3 separate regions of the Homo sapiens genome follow, and all the other regions are linked to region 3. The links are chromatin loops, found by intact Hi-C in ENCODE. Cell type or tissue: PC-3. All regions are shown on one strand. Region 1 overlaps LRFN5-DT (LRFN5 divergent transcript). Region 2 has its middle 140 kb from the start of LRFN5-DT. Region 3 has its middle 68 kb from the start of LRFN5-DT.

Region 1 (8,000 bases), 61 kb before region 3:
GCAGACAAATCACATCCAATTCATAGTCCATGATATTAAAAGCTAAGGCCTTTGGGAGGTGATTAGGTTATGAGGGCAGAGTCCTCATGAATGGGACTTGTGTCCTTATAAAAGAGGCCTCAAATACGAAAAAAATTTCTTTGTCCTTTCTGTCATATGAGAACACAATCAGGTCTCTATCTATGAAAAAAACAACCTTCACCAAACAATGCGTCTGCTAGGACCTTGATCTTGGGCTTCCCAGCCTCAAGAACTGTGAGAAATCAATAGTAGTACGTCGTTTATGAGCCACTCAGTTTATGGTATTTTCTTATGGTAACACAAAGGAAGTAAGACAAAAGTAAATAAATTGCTGAAGCAAGATACCTAAGGAGTTTGTAGGGTATCCTATCTAGTAGAGATTAACTCTAAGCAGAAGAAGGAACACTTCTTTCTAAAAGAATAACAGAAGCTGCTACATATTGTCTTGTCCAAGCTCTTTCATAAATATTTCCATTTATTTTTGTATGACTTTTCTTACTGATATTTTAAATTAAATTTAGGATGATGGAATGTGGTGAAATTTTTAAATGTCTTAATTTTGAGAAACAAAGGTCCTGTGATAGATGTATTATTATAACAAGCCACGTAAGAAAAATCTGTAAGCAAATGAGTGGTTGACAACTATTTTTGAAAACTAAATAAATGATAAAACACAATAAAAATTCAATTTAGAAACTAACAAAATAAAACAAAACAGTTCAAGCACACTGTGGTTTCCCCTCACCAATTATCAGAATTTTTAGTAGACTTTGGATAGGTATAGGTCTTTCTTCTAACAGTACAAACACTTTGATTCCAAGGACAAATACTTTATGGATAAATATTAACATTATGTGAGTATTATTTTATAATATAGGAAATAGCAACTTCAGAATAGTTGTTTGACTTGCTGAATATCAGAAGATATCCAAATTATTTTTAATACAATCTGAGCTCTTCGTGTTTTCCATTATGCGGGTCAACTAGTTGAGGATAATAACCTCAATAAGATTTCAATTATACTTCTTAAAAGTACTGAGGTTTACTAACTAGCATTCATGTGTCAAAGATTTGGGTGATTTGTCAGTGTCGGTGTGGTTACCATTGATAAAATCAATACTTAGAACACTTGCACTTTTAGAGCAGCAGTTCACAAAGTGTGGTCCTTAGAATGCCATATTTTTAGAAGTGCAGATTCTCAGGTCTACCCAAGATCTACTGGACTAGAAACTCAGGAATCTGTTTTAACAAGCCTTCCAGGTGATTCTGTGCTTCTTATATTTTGAGAACCACTATTTTTAAGGCTAGAACTTACCTACAATAAATAGTAAAAGGACCAACTGATGAAAAACAGATATTCCAAATTTATATTACTTTCATTTAAATATTAAACAATTTTCATTTTTTTGAATTGTAAAGCACATCTTATATTTTTGTATGCTTTGTCGAAGATCAGTTGGTTGTAAGTATTTGGCTTTATTTCTGGGTTCTCTATTATGTTCCATTGGTTTACTTTCCTATTTTTATACCAGTACCATGCTGTTTTGGTTACTATGGCCTTGTAGCACAATTGGTAATGTGATGCCTCTAAATTTGTTCTTTTTGCTTAGTATTGCTTTGGCTATTCATGCTCATTTTTTGTTCCATATGAATTTTAGGAGGTTTTTGGTTTTTTATTTTTTGGTTCTGTGAAGAAAGATGATGGTATTCTGTTCAGAATTGCATTGAATCTGTAGATTGCTTTGGACAGTATGGTCATTTTCACAATATCAGTTCTTTCCATCCATGATCTTGGGATGTGTTTCCATTTGTTTGTATTATCTGTGATATCTTTCAGCAGTTTTTTTTTGTTTGTTTTTTTTTTGGTAATTTTTCTTGTAGAGATCTTTCACACCCTTGGTTAAGTATATGTCTAAGTATCTTTTCTTTTGCAGCAAAGAAACATATATTGGGGAAAGGATACTGTATTCAGTAAATTGTGCTGGAAAAAGTGGTAAGCCACATGTAGAAGAATGAAACTGGATCCCCAGCTCTCACCTAATACAAAAATCGACTCAAGATGCATCAAAGACTTAAATATAAAACCTGAAACCTTGAAAATTCTAGAAGATAACACCAGAAAAACTCTTCTAAATGTTGGCTTACGCAAAGAATTCATGACTAAGACACCAAAAGAAAATGCAACAAAAACAAAAATAAATAAATGGGACTCAATTAAACTGAAAAGATTTTGCACACCAAATAAATAATCAGAAGAATAAACAGAAAACCCACAGAATGGAAGAAAATATTCACCAACTATGCATCTGACAAAGGACTAGTATCCAGAATTTACAAGGAACTCAAACAAATAAATGAATTCAAATATCCCATTAAAAAGTGTGCAAAGGACATGAATAGACAATTGTCAAAAGAAGATATACAAACAGCCAATAAACATAAAAAAAAATACAGCATCGCTAGTCACCAGGGAAATGCAAATTAAAACCACAGTGAGATTCCACCTTACTCCCGCAAGAATGTCCACAATTAAAAAGTCAGAAAACAATAGATGTTGGCATGGATTTGGTGAAAATCACATCAGTGAATACAGATTTGGGAAGAAATGTGCATAACTGGTTTCAGCTAGCCAACACGCTGGTCCCAGTATACCACTGGCTACGGCATTCTAAAAGTGTCCTCATATGTATCTATTAAATATTCAAGAACTTTGACCAATATATTCTCTGCCAAATGCTCTCAAGAAATCTTGGTGGAGATGGTGTCGGGGTAAGGTGGGGGTTTTTCCGAAATGGAATCATGTTAATGTGGACTTAATGTTAAAATATGAATTTTCAAAAAAATTTGCTTTACTTTCAGTAGGCTAAATACCTACATAGTAAAATTTAAAAAAATCTGTAATTCTCTCTTAATTTATTCATTATACTATTATATGTGGTAGGCATTTTTTTCCTGGCTCTCATATCATTTGTGTTTGTTTTATACTAATGAAATACAGAAAAACTCTGTAGTATATAGAGCCCAATGGAACTTTTAAGAGTGAGAATTTTAATTTGTATATTATGGAAAAGTCATCTCAGAAATATTAGTTTATAAATATGCAGATACAATTTCTAGAATGTCAAAAAATAATCCTTTCACCTGAGTTGTCTTAAGTAAATAACTTTTAGGATTTTTAATTGGATTATTTATGTAATCATTATAAAGGAGATCTGAGGTAAATTGCTTAAGCATTTTCTTTAGCTTTTTGCAAGACTAAAAATGGAGAATAAATATTTGCTCAAATATCGAGTCAAACTAATTTTGAAGAGAAATCTCTAAATACTTTATTAAATGACCAAAATATAAGAAAATGTTTAAAAAGACTGCAAATAGAAACACATCAGTTTAAAGCACACAAAGAGATAAGTGGAAAAAGTATTTTCTCAGAACATGCTAAAAAAAACTTAGAATATCCAGGATACTGCATTTATTCATCCTTACAACATGAATTTTAAATATCTTAGCGACTGTGCTATCATTTTCAGTGTTCTGTATGAATTCTTACCTTCTCAGAAGATTATGTAGATATAACAGATACTTCTGGAATATATATCCATGATAAGATTTGTCTTTTTACAGGAGAAAAGAAAATATATCAAGTCCAACAGAACTTAAGAAAATACAATTTAATTAACTTTATATGATATAGGCCTTGTTAATATTATATATCAAAAAAGAATTCTAGTTTATATTCTTTTGTCTGTAAGATGGGGGAGCTGTTGCATTATAAAAAATACTGGTCAGTTCCATTCCTCTAAGCATTTTCTTTTGATTAAAATCATTTGTAGTAAAAATGATGACCCAAACCTTTGTAAATGATATTTTAGCTGGGTTATAATCTAATGAAATTGTGATTTTAAAAGTGCTTCAATTACTACAACTATAAAATCTTGGTTTACTAGGAATATGTATAAGGTGAAGTATCCATTATTTCTTTAACATCAGTATATATTGTTTAACATTCTGCTTTTGGGCTAAGACTTCCTAGGCTTTACAGAAGAGAAGTTGTTTATCTGAACAGTGTAAAAATATGTGTGTGTGTGTGTGTGTGTGTGTGTGTGTATGTGTATAAAAATATATGTTCTGTTGTTATTTAGTTATGTCTTCCCTGAAAACACTGATAGATCCAACAAGTCTCTTGATTCCTCTTAAAGATAAGCAAGAAGAAGAATAAAGTATGTCACACTTAAACTTGAGTAAATCCAAGTTGGAAAAACAGAAGCAGATTTTTTTTTAATCCTACAGGATGAATGTTGAGAGAGACAAAAATATTAACACCACATAAATTATAACCTAGAGAAATTCTAAACCAGGTTGAAAACCTACGCATAAGCAGTCAATAATTATCTTACACTTATGCAATACAATTTTTTATTACAGAAAGAACTTTAGTAATTACCTCATGCTGTATATATGGGAAAGGAGATAAGGAAGAAAAACTCTTTATAGTATGCAATTAGTTATCTCCTGCCTTATCTTGGTATTTGTAGAAACACTTGGAAGTAGGAAAAGTGAACATTTGTATCCCTGTTCTATAGTTTAAAAAATTGACACACATAAGTTATTTTTAATTTATCCAGTTAATCACCAGTAATCATGATGCTTTATGAATGACAATTCTTTTATATTTATTCAAAAATATGGGGAAAATAAATGACATCTGCCTATATAACTTAAAATTCTTGAAGAAAATGTGTATAGGAATAACTTGGTATGAAATGTTATAGAAATGTTAGTTCTTTGTCTCTTATAGTTACAGTAAGTGGCTAATCATCATGTCTACGTTTATGTATAATTTATTTACATTTTAAAATGTTCTAACCTTGAATACATAGGGAACAAATATCTGATGATAGGTGTTTGCAAGGCAGCATCAGTGATTTTTCTTGATATTTTATCTGAAATATCTGAGTATCTACTAGGAATCTAACATGGAAAGGTAATTACATATGATGTTGGAAGCAAATTTGTATACACCCTATTTATGGCCAAGCAAAACAGTGTAATGTGTCTGAGCATGTATGTGTTCCTTTCACCAGTTTTCTTGTGGTAGAATTTATAAAACTGCATATATTCACAATGTACAATGTGATGGTTTGACGTATATATACATTGTGAAATAATTACCACAATCAAGTCAATGAACACATTCATCACCTCAGCGTTTTCTAAAATTACATTTATCAAACTGTATTTGAAAGTAAATGTGTTTTCTCATTGTTAACCACGACTTTAAAACTTTATTACAGATTAATGTTAAGAAAGCTACTGAAATTAATTTTAGTAATAAAACATCTGAATATACACCATGAAATGTATAAATGTATGTGCTGATTTTAGGAGTACAACTAAATAAGTAATGCAAACTTACTTGCAGGATCATCACTTTAACTCTGTCTCTCTCTCTCTCTCTCTCTTTATATATATGTCTCTCTCATATATATGATATATCTTATACATCTAACTATATATATGTAGAGGAAGAAAGAGACACTATAGAGTAATACAACCTTTCCATTAACTGCATATAAAGTCAGCCTTATAATAATGCCCCTGGATTATCTGACCCTTTAATAAAATGTTATACATATTTAGAGACTTGGATTGTGCCTGTTTTTACTAACAGTTGTTATTTAAAATATTATTAGTAAGTTAATTCATATAAACCATGCAGAGAAGCTGTATAACTGTGCATATAAATAGTGAAGAGAAACTGATCTGGCATTCAGGGATGTTGAGATTATTCCAACTCCGCTGCCAATTGGCTGTGTGTCTTTGGAGAGGTCACATAATATCTCCGAGCTATAGTTTCCTTATCAGTAACATAGACTAGATGATTTTTAAAATTTCACTCAGCACATAATTTGATCTCTAACTTAAAAGAGCTGGAATAAAAATCACCACTAAAAATTATTAGCGTTACTATGGTTGTACTTTGTTTTTATACATTACAGGCATTAAAAACTACCTAGAGTTAATTAGTATTCGACAAAATTATTTCTTACAAATCTTACGCTATTCTGTAACGCATGGGTCTAATATGTATTTAATGTAGCTTTCGTACAACTGCAAAAACTTCAAAGCATATCTGAACTTGTGGGTTTTGTAAGACTTGAACGCTATAAATGAAAGTAATGGAAATTTTATTATATTCTATTATCGATTGTGTGATTAGAGTTGTTGAGTGGTAACTCAGTGTCTCATGTGTGTGAAAGAGAGAGAAATGATGACAGTTGTAAAAGCCTAAGATACACAAGACAGAATAGTGGTTAGGATCATAAGCTTGGAAATTAGAACCGATATTTTACTTCCAGTGTCTGCCACATCTCAGTGGTATGACTTTGGGAAAGTAGTTTAATTTCTCTGAGTTACTTCATCTGTAGTATGCAGATTACAATAGCCACCGCACAGTGGGTATAAAGATGAGTAAGGTTATATTTTTGAACACGTAGAAGAGTATCTGACATACAATAAGTGTGTACCGTTAAAGTATACTTAAACAAAATTTAATATTAATAAAAGCTATATATAGGTATATGGTTTTCACTTTTTGTTGTTGTTGTTATTATTGTTTTTCTTCAGTGCTGGGAAAACTGGCTAGCCATATGTAGAAAGCTGAGACTGGATCCCTTCCTTACACCTTATACAAAAATTAATTCAAGATGGATTAAAGACTTAAACATTAGACCTAAAACCATAAAAACCCTAGAAGAAACCTAGGCAATACCATTCAGGACATAGGCATGGGCAAGGACTTCATGTCTAAAACACCAAAAGCAATGGCAACAAAAGCCAAAACTGACAAATGGGATCTAATTAAAGTAAAGAGCTTCTGCACAGCAAAAGAAACTACCATCAGAGTGAACAGGCAACCTACAGAATGGGAGAACATTTTTGCAATCTATTCATCTGACAAAGGGCTAATATCCAGAATCTACAATTAACTCAAACAAATTTACAAGAAAAAATCAAACAACCCCATCAAAAAGTGGGCAAAGGATATGAACAGACACTTCTCAAAAGAAGACATTTATGCAGTCAACAGACATATGAAAAAACGCACATCATCACTGGCCATCAGAGAAATGCAAATCAAAACCACAATGAGATACCATCTCACACCAGTTAGAATGGTGATCATTAAAAAGTCAGGAAACAACAGGTGCTGGAGAGGATGTGGAGAAATAGGAACACTTTTACACTGTTGGTGGGACTGTAAACTAGTTCAACCATTGTGGAAGTCAGTGTGGTGATTCCTCAGGGATCTAGAACTAGAAATACTATTTGACCCAGCCATCCCATTACTGGGTATATACTAAAAGGATTATAAAACATGCTGCTATAAAGACACATGCACATGTATGTTTATTGTGGCACATATACACAAATGTCCAACAATGTCCAACAAATGATAGACTGGTTTAAGAAAATGTGGCACATGTACACCATGTAATACTATGCAGCCATAAAATGGATGAGTTCATGTCCTTTGTAGGGACATGGATGAAGCTGGAAACCACCATTCTCAGCAAACTATCGCAAGGACAAAAAACCAAACACTGCATGTTCTCACTCATAGGTGGGAATTGAACAATGAGAACACATGGACACAGGAAGGGGAACATCACACACAGGTGCCTGTTGTGGAGTTGGGGGAGGGGGTAGGGATAGAATTAGGAGATATACGTAAGGTTAAATGACGAGTTAATGGGTGCAGCACACCAACATGGCACATGTATACATATGTAGCTAACCTGCAAGTTATGCACATGTACCCTAAAACTTAAAGTATAATTAAAATAAAAGAAAATCTGCAAATATTTAAAATAAAAAAAGAAAAAGTATAAATTCATCCTAAATTTATAAATTATTGCTTTAGTCCTGAAGGTCTCTCTCCCAACCATAAATATTATTTTATTATATATCTGAATGAACAA
Region 2 (8,000 bases), 68 kb after region 3:
TTTTTTCCTGAGTCTAGATCACTAGCACTCTATATAGCCTCTTTGAACTTTTCCAAAGTTTTGGTCTTCTCAGATGTAGTGGGAGACAGGATGTTAGGAACAACTGCCTGCCTGTCATGCTGATCAGCTTGGGCATTTCCTTTAGCCTTCTATTTTCCTTTTATACATGTGTTCCTACTTTTATACTAGCTATCTTCTTAGGAAGCTATAGAGCACTTTGCAAAGTGCTCTATAGCTTCCTAAGAAGATTCTAAGAAAAAAACTATTTAATTGTTAACGATTTAAATTGGGTTTCCTAGGTAATGTCAAGAACCCTCATTGTTTCCAAAGCATTCCAAAATTAGGTACTGCCACAATAGCATGTTGCTACCAATTTATGTATTGATTCTTCTATCACTAGCCAACTGGCAAGCTCTGATGGATGCAATGAAGTTACCATTCCTGCTGACGTGTGCTTCTGAAAAGCAATAATTATCTATGGTTGAATGGACTTCTAGTTTGGTGGTAGAATTTGAAATTTTTCTATTTCAGTCTTAAGGTATGACCTAAGAGCAAAAGAGATTAGACTTGTGTTTTCTAGAAAAGTTTCTAATAAGTTTCTTTAGAACATAGTTTACAAACAAAAGCTAATATTAACTTTCCCCTTATGGTAATAAAAGGAGAGTAGCAAAGCACATTAATAATCATCTTGGGCTGCCGTAGCAAAACACTAGACTAGAGAGCTTAAACAGAAATGTATTCTCACAGTCCTGGAGTTTGAGAAACCTCAATCAAAGTGTCACCAATTCAGTTCCTGGTAAAGGCACTCCTTGTGGCTCGCAGATTTTCAGCTTCTCACCGTGTGCTCATGTGGCCTTTCCTTAATGCATACACAGAGAAAGAGATTTAAGTTTTGTATTTTTTAAATTTGCCTTGGCCAATGAATCACTTCAGGATAAAATTATGGAATCTTGATTTCTTTTGGAAGTTTTTTCATACAAAAATTTCAGACTATTGAATGTTTGGAAGTTTGCTCACCTTTTGCTTCAATTTCCTTTCTATTAAAGTTATCTAAAGTGACAACTATAATTGTAAATTATTCTTGGTGAAATTATACCATTTATAAACATAAGCACAAAAGTGATGTTTATAGCACAAAAAAGCAGGAGTTTGTGCTGAACAAAGTGTGTCCTTAGGCTGAGATAAACCCATGAGAATCTGGAAACATTCAGTCAAATTTTTTATTCATTTTATATGTGGGGTTGCCACCTGAGGACTGGCCATTTTGTGTTGCAGACCCAATCAATCTGCAACTCCTGATAGACAAGAAATTTTCAGATGAGATATTTCCTTTAACTAGACTTTCACAAAACAAGATAAGACTGAGGAAAGTTGTCATAAATTTTGGTAGATGTCCCTATACAATAATGAAAGGTCTAGAAGAGACTATTACCAGTTAGTCTCTGAGATTAGTTCCAGAGATGCATTTATCAGAACTACGTATCTCTTCCACTCTGGGATTTACTCTTATAGACTCACAACAGATACAAAGACAGAGGGGCAAACAGAAAAGGTACTAACTTCCATAGTTACAAGAAAAATTAATACCAAGAAAAATTATTTTCAAGTCTGATAAAATAATCTAAGAATCCCTTAAAATGGAGGCTAAAAAAAGTAATCAGAGCTCAGACTTAATGTGGAAACTCAACTTTGCAGTTTGAGAGACCCTAAATTTGTAAATTCAATGGTATCCTGATCAGTATACTATTTACATGGTGAGAGATTTTGCTGCAGTACTGAGGATCCTTGGCTTTATCTCAGTGGGTCCTCTAAGACTATTTGCCCCCTGAAATACCACCAGAGAAACCTACTGATTAATTAAACTTGAGTGTATTTAATTTACTGAAACAAGGGAAAACATCACTTTGATTAATTATTGGTAATATCTCAAAAGGACTAAATGGACCGAAGGGTATTTATCAAGCTTTGAAGTTTAGGCTTATATTGTTTAAGCTGGCTCATTCAATGTGGGAAACTCATAGGGACTGCACAACGTTTGTGACATTAGAGAGGAGGATTGTTGGAAAAAGTGAGATGGGGGCCTTGAGATAAATCTTGATAAAAAATGTCTTCATAGATTAGCAGTTTTTCACAGATAAGCAGTCTTTGCTTGGGTGAATTTGTTTGCAAGAACTCATTACAAATTATTATATCATTAAAGTTACTTATTAGTTTGCAGCCTTGATTATGTATGTAATTATCTTCTGGAGAGAATACTTATCAAACATGAGTTAATCCAGACAGAACTGGGTATTGGGGCAGACCTATAGTTCCCGGTCTGGTGGGCACAATGGAGTCAATGACTAGAGAATTCTTATCAGGCAAAAATGTTTTCAGCTGCAAGCAATAAACCTTATGATGTTAAAAAACCAAAAATCAAAATAAAAAGTTGGATACATTGTATATTAGGACTTTGGGTGTTCTTCAGATTTTCTTGACTTTGACCCTCACTGAGTTTTGTAGCAAAAAGGCTGCAGTAATTCTGGGAATTTAAATAATTATATCCACACATGACAATGTCAAGAAACAATAACAAACATGTATTTCTCTTTTAAAATTGCTCACTGAAGAAATCTCACTATGAAAACTCTAGTTGCACAAGCTAGAAACCTTGGAAATATCTTTGAAATTTCCCTCTCTTTAGCTTGGAATATATCCTTATATACTCATATAGTCTTTACTTAAGACTATCATCCTGACATTCCATTGGTTTAACATTTTCCTGGACTTTTATTTTTAATGTGGTATTTTTATTAGAAGTTTTATATAATAAATTTTTCATATAGTTTTAGATTTTTAAATTTTTGAATATTATAATGTAAAGGCCTACTTATTTAATAAGGTTAATTCAATGATTACTAAATAAATACATTTTTAAAAAGTTCTGGCTATGGTGCAGTAAGTGCCATTTGTTGTTGTTAACCATAGAAGCATAATTGTAATATGAATATTAGGCATATCATATTACATATATGTAATAAGCATATTAAAATTTTGCTTCCATGGTTAACAACTATAGAACTGACAAAATATCTGAAATACATATTTGTAAGCATTTTATTACAGACAATGCAAAACTCTGATGTTTGAGAGAAGAGAAGCAAATTAAGTGAGCCCCACACTCCCTCATGCTCTTCACTGGAATCATTTTCCAGATAATAACCAGGGTAAGTGAAGCCCTTGCAGAACATGGTCAATATAACCTGAAGAAGAGAATTTCAGACTTCAAAACTTTGATAATTTAAGTATCAGAAAGGAGAGTGATGTCTTTCTGGGGCATGACTGAAGTTTCATGATGATTTCCTAGGGACACTTGTCTTAGGACTAGTTTATTATATCACAAGTTGGTACTACAGAAAGCCTAGCAGAGAGTGACTCTGCTGCATGACTAAGACTCAAATGGACATGTAAGAAGTCACATGGTGCTAAAATACATTGAAATTGTGACCCAGTCAGAATGTAGAGAGCATCTTGGCAATTCAGCTGAAAGTCCAGAAATGTGCCATGTCTTAGTGTTAACTCTATGATTTAAGGGAAAAACTGAAATAGGCCCTATAGAAAAAAAAAAAGCCCAAAAAGATCACATGATTTACAAGTATTTTAACTGCCTGCCTTCTAAAATACAATTTAATATCCTTCAAAGGAAGACAATAAACTGGGCTCTCTAAAGTACATTAGTTACAATATAAAGCATACAATAAAAAATTAGCACTCACAAAAAGAAGGAAAATATAAGCCATAACCAACAATAGTAAAATAGGTCAGAAGAAACAAACACAAGATGACTCAGATGTTGGAATTAGCAGATAAGATCTCCAGAAAATAGTTGTTATATGTATTTTCAAGGACTTACAAGTAAAGTTATCAGAATGAGGGAATGGATAATAATCTTAGCAGACAATTAGAACATAAAAAAGAACTACGTACCAATTTTAGAACTAAATAATGCTAAATAATGCAATATCTGAAATGAAAAATTTACTTTTTGAGTTAAACAGCAGACTGGAGCCTACAGCACAATGGTTTAACTAAAACTAGTGATGTGTTGAACAGTATCAACCTATTGAACATCCATGTATTTGGAGGCTCCATGTGCATTTGAAGCAATGGTTGTTTCTTTAGAGACAGATATAGAAGTTATGTACAACCATTTACATCTATCAGAAATGTTCTCTTTCCCCCCACTACCTTCAGTTTATAACCAGACTTGTAAGTTTTTTTTCTACTAAACAAAGATTTCTGTTGGTTATTCCTGAGTCACATATTTTTTGACCATTAATAAATCTTTGCTTTACCTAAATCTTGTATTTTAATACTTAAAGAAAGAGTAGATGTATTTATTAGATGTGAGATTGCATTTTTAAAAATCTTGCAACTCACCATTGGCTATGCTATTTGCCTAATATATTTAATACATTCCCTTTGAACGGAGCTCTCAAACTTTGTAGCCTTGTTTAGTTTGAGTAACTACATAGGTGGTCTTAAAAATTAATCTAGATTTTAATATATGCCATTCTTTTAAAGAACAAGCTTCACATTTCCACCAAAGTATCTTTCTATTAGTTCATTAGGCATTACTGTTAAACTTGTATTAGGCTGTTCTCGAATTGCAATAAAAAAAGTAACTGAGACTAGGTAATGTATAAAGAAAAGAGGTTAAATTGGCTTCTGGTTCTGCAGGCTTTACAGGAAGTATAGTGCTGGCATCAAGCTTGCCTTCCAGGGAGAACTCAAGAAGCTTTCAATCATGGTGGAAGGTGAAAGGGGAGCAGGCATGTTACATGGCAAAAGCAGAAGCAAGTGGCATTGGGTGCGGGGGAGACACACTGTTATATGACCAGATCTTGGGAGAACTTACAAAGACAGCATCAAGCATTGAGGGATATGACCCCATGACTCAAACACCTCCCACCAGGCCCTACCTCCAGCATCGCGGATTACAATTCAACATAAGATTTCAGCAGGGACAGAGATCCAAATGATATCGGAAGTCTTTGCCAGTTTTCTCCTTGTCAAATCATAATCATTAATTTCTCACCCTAAAAATACAGCAGTTGGCAGGCATCTTTAGCTTTGATTAATACTCAGCCAGTTTTTGTAATCTCCGTCTTGTATAAAAATGTGCATAAGATACTTCGTAGTTTGTATTGATTTTGAATCTGTGGACATGAACTAAAAATGAGCTACAATGACTGAGCTCATCAAGGAACTCCTGTTATCTCTAGAATTTTCCAGAAACTTCATTAAAGCCAGTACAGTATAGTGACAGTGTCCTGACAGATCAGATAACACAGTGAAGAGTGTCACATTGGGGGGAATTTTTGAATATTTTTCTGTCAGATTTTTATCTTAATAATTTATAGTCATTTTTCAATTAACTGAACTAAATGTTTTTCCCCTTGCCATTGAGAATAGAAATAGTAATTTTCTACAAAGGTGGTTTAAGTACCATAAAGTAGGCAGATTCTTATTTGGAAAATTGGTCATATTTTCTAATTATTGCACCAAATGCTCTAAAATAATAAAAGCTCTGAATCATACATTGTACTAAAACCCTCAAAGGTTTAGTACAGTGGTCTAATCTAAATTGTATCATGTGTACAATGGTACAGATAGTCTTTTGATTTTTCTAGGAATAGCAATTCTAGGATTTAGGTAGTGAAGGGAATGTGGCACAGTCTGTTTAAATAAGTTGCCAAGTTACTTGGCTACCAAGTACCAGAGCCAGGATCAAAATCCAGGTAGTCCTTGAACCTGAGTGTTTAACCTTCTACTTTGTAAACTATCTCTATAATACCCTAATGATCACATCTATTCACTCCTGGCTTTGATTACATGAAGCTTCTGTTTTAAATGGACTTACAATAGGAGATAATGATGAAGATTGGAGACAGCAGAAGTGCTCACCATAGGGAGCAATTCTCATACTGTGGAGCTGGCTGTGTAGATGCTGTTTGGTTAAGGACACATGCTTTTCTGGAAAATACGTGTAGGATTAATGGATTTTTCTTCCATATTTATTGTCTTTTGGATGCAATTTCAGTGGTCAATATGTTCATCAAGTATTACAATTTCCCTAGTAATCTTATTTATATTCTGTATTTAGAAGCGTTGCTGTGACTTTGCTCTTCACTATCTCAGACCATGGGTACTTCAGGGTTGGTCAGGGACCCTTAAAGGTTCAGATCTGTTATTTTCTCTAAAGTTTTCATTAGTCCTTCATAGTAGGGATGATCCTGCACAGTCCTGCCTCTTTGCAAAAAACAAAATTTCAACAAATTGAGTTTAAGAATATAATTGTCTTTTATTAGTGACTCATAAATCGAGGAACACTCTATCTATAAAATATTGAAAGGTGCACCATTAGGAATAGTAGAACAGTCAGTTTTTATAAGATAACTTGAGCAGGAACAAGGAAACAATGTAATATAAAAAAAAGATGACTGGTTAACATCAGGGTGCCTTAGGTTACTTGCCTTGTAAGTGTTAAAGCAGAGGCGATTTCTTTATCATGCTGGCTAAAACTGGTCTGTTTGGGGATTTGGCTATCATCTCTCTCCTGATTTCTCAGAAGGTCAGATAAACAACTTAATTTCAGTTTGATGACATGGAACTTTTAGCATGAGTGACTAATTTTGGTTTGGTCTTTTGGAGTCTAATGCAGATGCTCAGTCTAAATTGACAATGACCTTCCATAAATTGTATTTACTATTCTCATAGAACTACTGGTCAAATTGAATTTTAATTATTTAGTTAGATATCTATCTCTGGTCTTGTTGGAACCAACTTGAATATCCCTGTCCCCACTTCCAAGTCACTTTTATGTACACAATGACTTCAATTAAGTGACAAAACCAATTATTCCAATTCTTATCTATGTCCTGTTTTTCTCTCCCGTTCTCAAAAGACTGTCTCCACCATGCAGAAGAAAGAGTCATATACTCTGTTAAACAATGCATCAACTTCAGATGTGGTCCATATAAACAAGCTAAAGGTTGTCTTATCTTGGAGATATTTGCCCCGGAAAAATGAGGAAGTCTAAAAACCTTTCCAATGACAAACTCAAATTACATTTATTTTCTGATAGGAGATGGTTGAGTAGATAGAATCAACAAACACTTTCATGAAGAGATAAAGGGACCTAAGATATCATCATTGAATGTTGACTTGGTAGAAACATTAAAAAACAGTTACAGAACAACTTCAATACATTGTGTATTTTTAAATAATAATTTAGTGATAGTACTTTATGTTAATGAAATTTTCCATCTCATTCATATATAGCACACAAAATTAATTCGTTACACATAGAAGACACTTCCTAAATTTTGTGAAATGAAGAGTTTTACTTCCAGAAAACTATATACAAAAATGCTTTGTTTGTCATAAAATATGTACTCAAAAAAAAAAAAAAAAACCACAAAAACGAAACAGTTTGTAAGTCAAATGAGTGTAACCCTTCTTGGTTTAAGGAATTCTATGGAACCCATTTATAAGACTGAATATGAATGATTTTTGTTTTGCAAATACTACTATTATTCCTCTTAGTGTCTTTGTTAAAATTATCCTATTCTTAAAATGCTCATGAACTACAGATGGGAGTAGGAAGGTTCAGAGCATTTTTTTATGAAAAAGTGCCCATTTTCTACAAGCTTTCAGAGTGGTATTATTTTCCAAAGCTATCTCCCCTAATGCATTTAAAATTATGTGCTTGATTTTAAAAATCCAATTTATATAATTTTTCTAAATTTACATTTCATGCACAAAGCAAGCACTAAATATTTTAGTGTTATTTGTTACTATTTTATTTTTACCGGGTTTTTCCACCTGCTTATATGAATATATTTTTCATTATTCATTGACCTTCAGTTTCTCCATAACCTTTAATGGATTGCCTATGACACAGAAAAGCCTCAGATTATTATTTTATCTAATATTGAGGGGAATGAATAGGACTATCT
Region 3 (8,000 bases):
AGCCTTATTTACAAAGCAAAACATGGAAGCTACTCTAGTGCCCGTGAATGAATAAATGGATAAGCAAAATGTGATATATGTATTCATTGAAAATTATTCAGCTTTACAAAGGAAGGAAATTATAATATATGTCATAACATAGTTGAATCTTGAGGAAATTATAAGTAAAATATCAATCACAAAACATAAAACATTATATCATTCCACTTACATGAAGTACTTAGAGTAGTTGAAATTATAGAGACAGAAAGTAGAAAGCTTGTTTTCAGGGTCTGAGGGGAGGGGGAAAGAGGTGGTTATTGGTTAATTGCTATAGAATTTCAATTTTTTCAAGAATAAATGAGTTCTGGAAATGGCTGGGAGGAATGGTTGCAAAACAATATGAATGTATTAATACTTACAAATTGTATACCTAGAAGTAGTCAAGACAGTACAATTTTTTGTTATATGTATTTTGCTACAATAAAATATTAGAAATATATATTGCATAGTATGTACATAATAAAAATAATGAATGTTTAATGTATTATATAAAATGTGTATATATTAAGGTAGGTAACAACATATCACATATATATAATATATAAAATTATGTCTATACATTATGAATATCAATATATTCATAGTTTTATACATTTTAATTGCTGAAAAATACCATTGATAGAGGATTTTTTTTCTCCTTTATTAAACTTGCTTCCTGGAAACTGGAGAAATAAACCTCTCTTTCATCTTCCATTGTTCAATTTAGTTTATATTTAGTTGTATGACAAATCTGACACATCATTCATCAACATTTTACCCTTAGTAAGTGGCTAAATATTAGTCAACTGTGATGGCATTACATCAAAATACCAAATATTTTGGTTTAGGCTTTCTCTTAATTTGTAAAAAGTAAAATGCTTTGTCAAAAAACAAATAATGCTATTTTTAACAATAAAATTCTATGCAATAGTTTGACAGATAATTTTATATTTTTTATATCAAGGAAAGAATTATCAGCTAAACAACTTTATCAGTTTTAAAAGAGGCAAAATTTTGTTAGCAGGAATATTCTTGTTCCTGCTTTCTAAGTACAGTATGTCTTATGTTTTACCGCATGGAAACTTTCCTAGCTGGCGTCTGTCAATCAATGAAAGGCTTTACAATAGGCACCAAGGTACAGCTAAAAAAATAATGAATTTCAAACCTTGGGTGCATAGAATAGCAGAAAGAGGACCTTTTATAAAACAGTGGTTTTATGAAATCAGAGGTGGTTTCTCAGGGAAAGCCATTTGTGGTAACTCCCAGACAGGGAAGCTGTCCACCTGAAAGTTTAAAGCATCCTGTATAATCCCTGTTGCCCTATTGATTTCTATCTTAGAGCAGTTGTTCAAAAATGGAAGGATAAGCAAAGAGTAGAAAATCATCAATATCAGAGCAGAAACAGAGGCGAAGAGAAAAACAGACAAAAGTCCTGGGAAAGATTGACAAAGACACTTCATTTTCCAGTTGTTGGTTTACCCGTCTGATTCTACCTAGACATTTATCTCACTTGCAAAAAATTTAATTTTCTATTTCTTGGATCATTTGGAAATGTGAAAGATCTACTTCTTCTTAAAACTCTCCTTGGTGGTCTAGAATGTTCAAGATGTGTTTTTACATTTTTTTTATCTTTTCATATTTTTTTCCATACTCTTTTCAGTTTTGCGGACTTCTACAATCTGTTACCTGTGTAAAGAAATCATTAGTCACATTTGTGCAAGCTAATCTTTGGCTAATCCTATTACGAAGGGAGGGGCAATTTCAAGAAATGCAAGTATGTTCTAATAAATGTAGTTTCCTAACAATGACACCTGCAATAATTTTATCATACAACTTCAAACTGTGGAATCTAAAGAATACGGACAATATACTTTTTTTTTTTAATTTTACTTTAAGTTCCAGGATACATGCATGGAATATGCAGGTTTGTTACATAGGTATACATGTGCCATGGTGGTTTGCTGCACCTATCAACCTGTCATCTAGGTTTTAAGCCCTACATGCATTAGGTATTTGCCCTAATGCTCTCCCTCCCTTTGCCCCCCACTCCCTGACAGGCCCTGGTGTGTGTTGCCCACCTCCCTGTGTCCATGTGTTCTCATTGTTCAACTCCCAATTATGAGTGAGAACATGCAGTGTTTGATTTTCTGTTTCTGTGTTAGTTTGCTGAGAATGATGGCTTCTAGCTTCATCCATTTTCCTGCAAAGAACATGATCTCATTGATTTTTATGGTTGAATAGTGTTCCATGGGATATATGTGCAACATTTTCTTTATCTATTCTATCACTGGTCGGCATTTGGGTTGGCTCTATGTCTTTGCTATCATAAATAGTGCTGCAATAAACATACGTGTACATATATCTTTATAGTAGAATGATTTATAATCCTTTGGGTATATACCCAGTAATGGAATTTTGGATCAAACGGTATTCCTGGTTCTAGATCCTTGAGGAATGGCTACACAGTCTTCTACAATCATTAAACTAATTTACATTCCCACCAACAGTGTAAAAGCATTCCCATTTTGCCACACCCTCACCAGCATCTATTAAAGCAACTGCAACAAAAGCCAAAATTGACAAATGGGATCTAATTAAACTAAAGAGCTTCTGCACAGCCAAGGAAACTAGCATCAGAGTGAACAGGCAGCCTACAGAATGGGAGAAAAACTTTGCAGTCTATTCATCTGACAAAGGTCTAATACCCAGAACCTACAAGAAACTTAAACAAATTTTAAAGAAAAACCAAACATCCCCATCAAAAAATGAGCAAAGGATATGAACAGAGACTTCTCAAAAGAAGACGTTTATGCAGCCAACAAACACAAAAAATAAAGCTCATCATCACTGATCATTAGAGAAATGCAAATCAAAACCGCAGTGACATACCATCCTAGACCAGTCAGAATGGTGATTTTTTTTTTTTTTTTTTTTTTTTTTTGAGATGGAGTCTTGCTCTGTTACCCAGGCTGGAGTGCAGTGGTGTGATCTCAGCTCACTGCAAGCTCCACCTCCTGGGTGGAGCATGCCATTCTCCTGCGCAGCCTCCGGAGCAACTAGGTCTACAGGTCCCCGCCACCATGCCCAACTAATTTTTTGTAGTTTTAGTAGAGACGGGGTTTCACCATGTTAGCCAGGAGGGTCTCAATCTCTTGACCTCGTGATCCACCCGCCTCAACCTCCCAAAGTGCTGGGATTACAGGCGTGAGCCACCACACCTGGCCCAGACTGGTGATTATTAATGTAGTTTTTAAACAATTAAAAAACATTTGTTTTGCCTTCGAAAGAAAATGTATTTTATTTTAATGAAATGTCTACCATCAGTTTTGGAACATTACCTAAGTGAAATAAAGAAGTTTCTAGTAGTTTTGTTCCAAACATAGGAAAAAAAAACCACAAGAAAAAAAACAAACTTTTTTCCTTTACATGTTCTATATCAAGAAGTGAATAATACTGCTCAGAAAGACATCAGAGACCGGGGAAGGCAGAAGAAAACATAACTGAGATACTTGTTAAGAATACCTGAGAAGATACTAATTACATAGTAAAAGGAAAAATCATGGATTTGGAAAAGGAAAGTAATCAAGAAGTCTAACTATCATAAGTAATATGCAAAGAAGGATCCAGATGAATACATTCTGTAAACTCTTGGAAATTTGAGTGTGGAACTTAGGAGAGATACCAAAAAGGAGATACAATGATACACAATTTTATCACCTACAAGATACAGGTAAAGTCATGTGAATAGATGAGACCATTATATTTATATAATATATATATAATATATTTATATATATATATATATAGAGAGAGAGAGAGAGAGACAGAAGGTGAAGAAGAAAATAAAAGAAGAATGAAGATTATGAAGAATGGAGAAAGGAAGAATATGTTTGGTCATAAGTACAGAGGAAGTGACTCACCAGGGAAACATACCAGGTGTTAGAACAAAGAGACCACTCAGGAAAGTTCTGTGTCATGAAGATGTCAGAGATGCATGAGTTAAGGAAGAAGGTGGGGTGATAAGAGAATAACAGGTAGAGGAGAGACCTTGACTTCATTCATGGTTACTAGAGCCTATCTCTGTAAATACATCTAATAGGTTTGTATGGGTAAACCATTCATTAAGAACAATGCGTACATGTTTTGGATGATTCTTTCTGTGCTTGTACTTGAAATAAAGCAGAATGTCTTCTGGTGTTGTATACTTACCAAATCAGAAAATAGTGAAGTATGAAACTATAGAATTCAACGTGCAATTTGTATTTATATGTCTAGAAGACTGATTATAATCTTTAGTAATGAAATTTGATTTGGTAGTTAAATAATAAATACTACTTGGTTATGTGGGAAGGATAAAGGAAGACATTCCAAAGAGTTCGGAGACACATTTGGGAAAGAGTAAAAAATTTAAAACAAACAAATAAAAAAACGTAAAGGCACAAATGGCAATGGAGTGTCTATGGAGGTTTGAGAAACAATGAAGAGGTAAGCCTGGCTAAAATGGGATAACTATGCTGAGAAAGTGTGAAAAACATAAATTTGGGAGAAACAGGTAATAAACAAATGTATTAGATTGGTGTAAAAGTAATTGCGGTTAATAAAAGGCTTTACAAATATAATAGTTTTGGATTTGTGAATAGATAACTAGCTCTTATTGAACAGTCTTTAATCTGGAAAAAAATATTTTTTGGGAGATGATTATTTGCAAGATTTTAGAGACACTGTTGATGGTGTTGGTGGGCAGAGAGGGAAGAAAGATTCAATGGTGAGCACATCCTGAAAGCAGAGAGATAAGCCAGTAAAGGGCTCCTGAGAGGTGGCAGCCACAGGAATGAAAGGGAAAAATCTAAATTAAAATGATTGAAGCAAATTATTGCAATAGAAGAAAAATAGACAGTGTGATGGGATACTGGTCTACCACACAGATTTGGTTTAAGCTAAGATACTAAAGAAGCCAAAAACTTAGAATTGGTTATTTTCAATGGTAACTAGTAAGCAAATCGGTAATTGTGCATGCTTAAATATAGTATTCCAGCCAACACACTTGAAAGTATACGGAAAGGGATAAATAAAATACATTTTTCACCTCAATTAGAACAGGGGAAATTATTTAAGGGATTGTGAGTCTGAGACTCTAATTTTATGATTATGCTTTCCTCTTTTAAAGAATAATAAGAGATAAGATAATTTTAAGTATATACTAGGATTTGTCCTTTACTTATGTATTTATCCACTTATTTATTCAGTTATTAATCAACATATTGAAATTTTAACATAAAAATAGGATTCATTTAAAAAAGAACCTTTACTTTTCAATTAATATTGGTGAGATAGCCATAATCTTTTACAGTTCAATATGAAAATTAAAATATATCACAATACCAGTTTTATTTTCTCCCTTTAAATCTCTATTTTTCAGGAATATTAGTAAATATTAAAACTTATCCAACAACTAAACTGGTGTGCTTAAGGAGACTATGTTTTAAATTTAAAGAAGTTTTCTCATAATGAATTTATTAACTTCCTGTGCTTTATACCAACTATACTCATCTTTCAGGAACTGATGGCCTTTGTTCCTCCTTGCTGTGACTCCAGTCTTCTGTCTTCCATCCCAATGTGTTCCTTAAATCCATTTGCACACTTCCCCATACAAGATCCGTGATACTTTCATTAGAGATAAAAATCCTCTCAGGCTTATTCATTTCCTATAAAACCCAGTTTAATGCTTTCCCTTTTTGTGAATAAATCCCTTATTTATGTTTGGGAAAATGTCCTACTCTCCAAATTTTTGTTGCCTTTCCTTTGCGTTGGAAAGTACTGCACAAATATTTATCTTGTCTTGTACATTCGTAGGCTGAACCTGTACCTCTTTTATTACATTCTCCTGAAAAGCCAAACTCTAAAAGTAGAGCAGAGTTTATTTTCTCTACTGTTAAGTTTCTTTGTTTCCCATCTCAAGAAAATCATATACGTAGAATGATTGCAGAAAATGTGGAATATGGTGTTTTCTGTTGGGACATATTGAGGAATTTCAGTAGAAAAATGGTCATTGTTTTATCTGAAAACAATTCGTGAAATCTTTAAAATTTATGATGGCAGAATGAACAATAGATGGTGAGTAAAAAAGATTCTATTTGAGTGCCTATAAGGGTGAAAAGTATTCTGTCCCCCAGGCATACATATTTTCTCTGCTGGATTTCATTGAAAGCTGACTTTTTGTTAGAAAAGGTAATAGCCTAGAGTTATGATCTCAATAGCATAAAACACTGCAGCCAATTTTAGATGAACTTGCTACTAGGAATATTTTATTGATTATATGCCCAATTGTCTGCAAAGATTAATAAGATGGCAAAAAAAAAAAGAATTACAATATCTAATTCAATAATCTTTCATGGATTACAATAAAGTATCTATCATTTCAGCACAGATTTTTATTATTTTCTTTATACTTCTTTTCTGGATATTCTCTGTGTGACCTTCTACTGAACTATTTTGACTAGGTGTGAAGATCATTCCATCAAATTAATAGAGGAAAAAAAGGCTCTGCTTTCATTATAGTCTGAAATATCTATTTGTTCAATATACTAAAAACAGATACCTACTAGCACAGCAAGTTTTCTTTCTTGAATAATAGTTTTCTAACTGGATTTTGAAAATGTTTTTAAGAAAATCTGTCCAGTTTTCTATTATGTTCAGTTAGTTTTAAATAATTTTCCAGGAAAATATTTTCAAATTTCCCATTATTATATAATTACACTATATTTTTCTGAAAAGTATTTAGAAATGGACTCATCTATTTTGGTAGCAAATATGGATCTGAACAGGAATTTTATAATACTTAATTTCATACTTACGTGAAATTATATATTTAATAACAGGGAGATGGTTTTATTTTATTTCACTGGCCTACCACAGTTTCCAATTGAAGATTGACTTGTTCTGCATACATTGAATAGTTTTTTCAAGTAGTATATTATAACATACAAATAACTTCCCATATATCACTGGGCATATACCTGACTCTTGCTAAATGATTGTGAATAAATAAAATAATGTATAGCAATCAAGGAACTATAGGGAAACAGCCTGTTGCATGGCAGGAGTGATGTCATCTTGAAACTAAGCAGGTATAATGACTGATATTTGACTCCTGCTAGCAAGGTGTTCTGCAAGGCCAAGAAACAATGCCTGTAGCATAGATAATCCCTCATAAAGATGCTATCTAACTTCCTCAGCAAACAAGAGTTTCATAAAATGGTCTGAGACATGACCAGCTGCACATATTTTACCAAAAAAGCTTGCTATATAAAGAATACTTTCTGGAGGTTGGTGTGGGATCTACCATCCCACGGCCAAGACCTTGCTTCTGTTCATAAGCCCCTATTAAATGTTTCTTTCATGCGCGTCTGTGTGAAGAGACCACCAAACAGGCTTTGTGTGAGCAACATGGCTGTTTATTTCACCTGGGTGCAGGCGGGCTGAGTCCAAAAAGAGAATCAGTGATGGGAGATAAGGGTGGGGCCGTTTTATAGGATTTGGGTAGGTAAAGGAAAATTACAGTCAAAGGGGGTTTGTTCTCTGGCGGGCAGGAGTGGGGGTCACAAGGTGCTCAGTGGGGGTGCTTTTTGAGCCAGGATGAGCCAGGAAAAGGACTTTCACAAGGTAATGTCATCAGTTAAGGCAAGGACCGGCCATTTACACTTCTTTTGTGGTGGAATGTCATCAGTTAATGTGGGGCAGAGCATATTCACTTCTTTTGTGATTCTTCAGTTACTTCAGGCCATTTGGTCATATATGTGCAAGTCACAGGGGATGGGATGGCTTGGCTTGGGCTCAGAGGCCTGACATTCCTGCCTTCTTATATTAATAAGAAAAATAAAACAAAATAGTGTTGAAGTGTCGGAGTGGCGAAAATTTTTGGGGGGTGGTATGGAGAGAGAATGGGCGATGTTTCTCAGGGCTGCTTCAAGCGGGATTAG

What was found. A loop is a pair of places that touch in the nucleus more often than their neighbours do. Peaks named below come from ENCODE experiments on the same cell type or tissue, not always from the same donor. Only the 100,000 strongest peaks of a DNase experiment are listed, where the experiment ranks them.
Region 1: a loop joins it to region 3, with 2.3 times the contacts of the local background. A loop is called at or near these places in 1 of 110 quality-filtered maps.
Region 2: a loop joins it to region 3, with 2.0 times the contacts of the local background. A loop is called at or near these places in 1 of 110 quality-filtered maps.

The regions. Positions count from the first base shown.
Region 1 is chr14:41,582,243-41,590,242 of GRCh38, reverse strand. LRFN5-DT (LRFN5 divergent transcript) reads left to right here. Exons shown (of 2, transcript XR_001750740.3): 2 at 1,956-6,598. Among named protein-coding and RNA genes, the nearest start is that of LRFN5-DT, 7.1 kb to the left of the region's middle. In PC-3, a CTCF peak has its summit at 3,778; no DNase peak of the experiment used is centred here.
Region 2 is chr14:41,453,373-41,461,372 of GRCh38, reverse strand. No RefSeq gene overlaps it. Among named protein-coding and RNA genes, the nearest start is that of LRFN5-DT, 140 kb to the left of the region's middle. In PC-3, no CTCF peak of the experiment used is centred here; no DNase peak of the experiment used is centred here; H3K27ac peaks cover 486 bases.
Region 3 is chr14:41,521,299-41,529,298 of GRCh38, reverse strand. No RefSeq gene overlaps it. Among named protein-coding and RNA genes, the nearest start is that of LRFN5-DT, 68 kb to the left of the region's middle. In PC-3, no CTCF peak of the experiment used is centred here; DNase peaks (open chromatin) are centred at 3,988 and 7,218; H3K27ac peaks cover 1,754 bases.